2 separate regions of the Homo sapiens genome follow, and region 1 is linked to region 2. Evidence: read pairs that join two places in POLR2A ChIA-PET (ENCODE). Cell type or tissue: PC-9. All regions are shown on one strand.

Region 1 (2,500 bases), 1.0 Mb before region 2:
AGGTGTTATGTATTTCCCTTCAAACATGTGCCCTTCTGGAAATAACTATAACTATGTCCACACTGGAGCCTCCCAAGTTAAGGTCATGTTTTCCCTTCTGAGGACAGGACCATGTTCACACACACAAAACAAACTAGGGCTCCCTCGGACAAGGTCATAACTCCCCTCATGCTGACAGTACCCTCTATTTTGTCCACTGTTCCAGAGCCTCCCAGAGCTGCAGATAGAAATCATTGCTGACTACGAGGTGCACCCCAACCGACGCCCCAAGATCCTGGCCCAGACAGCAGCCCATGTAGCTGGGGCTGCTTACTACTACCAACGACAAGATGTGGAGGCTGACCCATGGGGGAACCAGGTGAGAGGGAAAATGTAAATAGAGGCTGAGATAGACTGGTAAAGGCCTCTCCCTACCAGGTCCCACATTCCTCAGCCTTCCCTGGATGGATGTGACACAACCCAGAACAAATTAGCTTTGTTCTGGATGGGAGGCAGTCCTGTCACATGCGGTTGTCTAACTGGGTACTCGTGAGATCAGAAAACTTAGTCTGCAGAACTGTCTTAGGATACAGGGGGCACAGCAGTGTTAAGACTAGTGGTGAGACTAGGAAGCCCAGCCCTTCCCTGTGCTCAGAATAGTTTATGAAAGGGTTTGCCAAGAAAAGGACAGAGGTTTATGTAGTCAGTGTACACTGAGTGGGAAGTGAACAGGCCTAGCTTGCAATGATGGCAGTTGACTTGGTGCCAAGGGGACCTCCATGACCTTGCTTTTCTTCACCCTCTCCCCAGCGCATATCAGGTGTGTGCATACACCCCCGATTTGGGGGCTGGTTTGCCATCCGAGGGGTAGTGCTGCTGCCAGGGATAGAGGTGCCAGATCTGCCACCCAGAAAACCTCATGACTGTGTACCTACAAGAGCTGACCGTATCGCCCTACTCGAAGGCTTCAATTTCCACTGGCGTGATTGGACTTACCGGGATGCTGTGACACCCCAGGAGCGCTACTCAGAAGAGCAGAAGGCCTACTTCTCCACTCCACCTGCCCAACGATTGGCCCTATTGGGCTTGGCTCAGCCCTCAGAGAAGCCTAGTTCTCCCTCCCCGGACCTTCCCTTTACCACACCCGCCCCCAAGAAGCCTGGGAATCCCAGCAGAGCCCGGAGCTGGCTCAGCCCCAGGGTCTCACCACCTGCATCCCCTGGCCCTTGATTTTCTCCCATGTGGACCCTGATTTATGGTGGTACTTGCTAGGACTTAATTGGCTTTGGCAAAGCAAAAGGTTTTGAGTACAAGATTACTATTTTTGATAATATAGTAGAGATCTTCCATGAAGATAACAAGGCTCAAGGAAGTTAGGTTTGGCCAAGATAAAGGCCAGGGAACCAGAATTCCCATCTGCCTTCAAATGAGTTTTTTTTTTTTTTTTAGACAGAGTCTTACTCTGTCACCTAGGCTGGAGTGCAGTGGCACAGTCTCTACTCACTGCAACCTCTGCCTCCTGGGTTCAAGCAATTATCTGCCTCAGCCTCCTGAGTAGCTGGGATGACAGGTGCCTGCCACTACACCTGGCTAATTTTTTGTATTTTTAGTAGAGATGGGGTTTCATCATATTGGCCAGGCTGGTCTTTAACTCCTGACCTCGTGATCCACCCATCTTGGCCTCCCAAAGTCCTGGGATTACAGGAATGAGCCACCGCACCCAGCCAAGACTCTATCTGTTCCCATTTCTAAGCAGTTCCCCAAGATGTTGTTACAGGGCCTAAGGGGCAAATATCCTCTAAAGAGTACCTACCAGCAGGGTGTGGTGGCTCCCGCCTGTAATCCCAGCACTCTGGGAGGCCGAGGCAGGTGGATCATGAGGTCGAGTTTGAGACCAGCCTGGCCAATACAGTGAAACCCCGTCTCTACTAAAAATGCAAAGTTAGCCGGGCATGGTAGCGCAGGCCTGTAGTCCCAGCTACTCAGGAGGCTGAGGCAGTAGAATCATTTGAACCAGGGAGGCAGAGATTGCAGTGAGCCGAGATTGCATGGCTGCACTCTAGCCTGGGTGACAGTGTGAGACTCTGTCTCAAAAAAAAAAAAAAAAGTACCTACCTCAGGTAGGGACTGAATAAACACGTGTAAGGCACTTTGGAAAAATACCTGGCATATATAGTAAGCAGTATGTTGGCCATTACCAAAGGCCCTGGGAATTCTGTACTGCTGCTCATGGGTGTAGTCGGTTCTAGAGGGGTGGGCAGGTGGGAGTAGCTGAGGAAGACAAGTGGCTGGAATGGTATCACATGATACACAGAAGTATCCTCAGTTCTGAATCTACCTTGGCCTCAAGGGCCCAGGAGAATAACTTTTCCCAGCTGACAGCCTCTCTGAGGACAATGACATATGAATGAGGATCAAAACGAGCTTTGGCCAGGCACTGTGGCGCTCACCTGTAATCCCACCATTTTGGGAGGCTGAGGCGGAGGACCGCCTGAGGCAAGGAATTCAGAACCACTCTGGG
Region 2 (2,500 bases):
CCCTTCTTGTGGGCAGAGGGTACAGGCCCACCACACCTGATGCTGGAGCCCCTCCCAGGCCTGCTGGGCCAACCTGGGCCTGAAAGCCAGAGGCTCAAGCTCTGACTGTCCCTTCCAGGAATGCCTCATGCCTGGCCTCTCCCTGCTGTCTGAGTCTCCATTTCTCTGTTTCCTCACTCCCTCAGAGCATGGTCCAGGGGCCCGGATCCCAACCCCAACTCCAAGGCTGGTGGGCTCTACAGACTGCTTTCCAAACCAGCTGTTTTGTGACCATTTGTGCTTAGAGGTCGTGCCAGCCCATGGCAAAGACACTGTGTACTGTATTTATTTATTCTGTTAGTGGAAAAAAACAAGACTTAATTCACCCCTGCCTGTCCCCTCGCCTGCCCCCTGTGTAGTGCTGCATGACACTCTGTGTATCTGTCCTTCTGTCAGTCTCATTCCCTGTGATGTTGTGACCTGTTCTTTGTCTTACTTGGCGAATAAAAGAGAACCCAGCAGCCCAGACCTCAGTCCATGTTCATTCCCAGAGATGCCCGCAGTGGCCTGAGCAGGCAGTGTCTCCAGGTCTGTTCACTGCCCCTCTGATGCCATGGCCAGTGGGGAGGGAGGCGGACCTACTGCACTATTGGCCATTGTCACACTGACTGTGTAGCTCTCTCTGTGGCCCTTACTAATCTGCAGCCGGGATGCCACTCTGGAGTGGCTGCAGGGGAGCAGATAATGGGAGACAGTTCCATCTTCTCTAGGCTGTTTGGACCTCACCCAAACACAAGTGGCAGAGTAGCCTGGGACATGGGACGCCTGAGACAAGCAATGCCTGGGAGTATTCAGTGTAGCTTGGGAGACGGATGGGTCTGCAGGACAGAGAGAGGCAGGGGACTCTGTGGAAAACTGCAAGTAAGCCAGGGCCAAAGGGGAGTGGTAAGAAGAGACATTTGGATCTACAGCCAGAGCTATTTTCCAGTGGAAAGGGAAGCCTTCAGAGGCTGTGAGCTCTGTCCTCAGAGGTGAGCAAGCAGAGGATGAAGGAGGGCTTTCTGCCATGGTGCGCTGGGGTGTGTCTGTGTTGTTATAAGTCTATCTGCAGGTCTGAGAACCTGTGCTATGAATTCCTAAGTGTCTGCTTGCATCTGTGTGTGTACGAGCACATTCACGATGAGCAGGAGAGACAGCGCGAGATAGACGGCAAGACCGTACATATAGGCAATAAGTGCAGAAAAAATGCACAGCCAGGAAGTTCTTGCTGTGAAACCCTGGTCCCTCCAGCTGCATTTCAAGAAAAAGAAGACAAGAGATCTCTGCTCAGTCCTGGCTGCTTTGGCTCCACCTTCTTCCCCGGTGCTCCAGAGTGCCGGCGCAGGGCCAAGAGCCAGAAGAGGTGGTGCATGCACCTGGCTGAGGTTTAGGGGAGGTGACAGTCTCCTCTGTCTGCGGATTTCCTGGTAGGAGAACCCAGCAGACCTGAATGTATGCAGGCAGCTGTCTGCTAGGCTTCCCAGGGGCGGGCCCTGACCTCCCCACTTCCCAGGTCCACCCCAGGAGACGCATTCCTCTCTCCCCAGCGGGCTGAGGATTAGGGCGGGGAGCGTCTCCCTTTCACCTTGTCCCCTGCCTCCCTGGGAGGGGCTGAGAGATCAAATATCTGCCTCAAATCTCCCACTGCTCCCTCCCCTGGCCTGAGCCATTGACTGCCTCCTACGTACTTCAGCCCCAAGGGACACACCTTCCCTGGCATAAAGGGTACCCTGGTAACACTGCAGTTCAAATCACTCATGCACTCAGCATACACAGAGCACCTGCTGTATGCCTATGCCTGTGCTGGGAGCTGGCTACATAGAAACAAGTAAGGAAAACACTACAACACAGGGTGATATGGTGTTCAAAAAATGGAGACCTTGGGATGGGCACAGTGGCTCACGCCTGTAATCCCAGCATTTTGGGAGGCCAAGGTGGGCAGATCACCTGAGGTCAGGAGTTCGAGACCAGCCTGGCCAACATGGCAAAACCCTGTCTTTACTAAAAATAACAAATATTAGCCAGGTGTGGTGGCGTGTGCCTGTAATCCCAGCTATTCAGCTACTCGGGAGGCTGAGGCACAAGAACTGCTTGAACCTGGGAGGCGGAGGTTGCAATGAGCCACGGCACTACTGCACTCCAGCCTGGGCGACAGAGCGAGCCTCTGTCTCAAAACAAAAAACAAAAAACAAACAAAAAAAAGGATACCTGTGGGAGCACAGAAGAGGACCCCTAGCTCAGTCTAGGGAGATCAGAAAGGCCCCTTGGGAGGGAGACTTTTGACCTGAGTCTCATGGGTCCAGTGTTCACCAGGAAGTCAAAGAGAAGGGTGCCCTGGGAGAGGCATAGCTCATAGAAAGCTGCAGGATTGAGCCAGCTTGCCAAAGCCCTGAGCCCTGAAAGAACAAGGGACTTGTCTGGGTGGGGCTTGAGGATGGTGGGGGTGGTGCCAGCCAGTGAGGATGAGGAGGGAAACAAGGAC

Evidence for each region. ChIA-PET counts read pairs that join two places held together with the same protein. Peaks named below come from ENCODE experiments on the same cell type or tissue, not always from the same donor. Only the 100,000 strongest peaks of a DNase experiment are listed, where the experiment ranks them.
Region 1: POLR2A ChIA-PET joins it to region 2 with 9 read pairs; 1 of 35 experiments calls an interaction of 5 or more read pairs at or near these places.

The regions. Positions count from the first base shown.
Region 1 is chr1:45,508,007-45,510,506 of GRCh38, forward strand. MMACHC (metabolism of cobalamin associated C) reads left to right here. Exons shown (of 4, transcript NM_015506.3): 3 at 206-358; 4 at 790-2,500. The coding sequence ends at 1,209. Among named protein-coding and RNA genes, the nearest start is that of MMACHC, 9.0 kb to the left of the region's middle. RefSeq lists an enhancer at 959-1,048. In PC-9, no CTCF peak of the experiment used is centred here; no DNase peak of the experiment used is centred here; H3K27ac peaks cover 734 bases.
Region 2 is chr1:46,515,712-46,518,211 of GRCh38, forward strand. DMBX1 (diencephalon/mesencephalon homeobox 1) reads left to right here. Exons shown (of 6, transcript NM_172225.2): 6 at 1-505. Among named protein-coding and RNA genes, the nearest start is that of TMEM275, 19 kb to the right of the region's middle. RefSeq lists an enhancer at 1,226-2,077. In PC-9, a CTCF peak has its summit at 1,785; a DNase peak (open chromatin) is centred at 1,530; H3K4me3 peaks cover 535 bases; H3K27ac peaks cover 1,277 bases.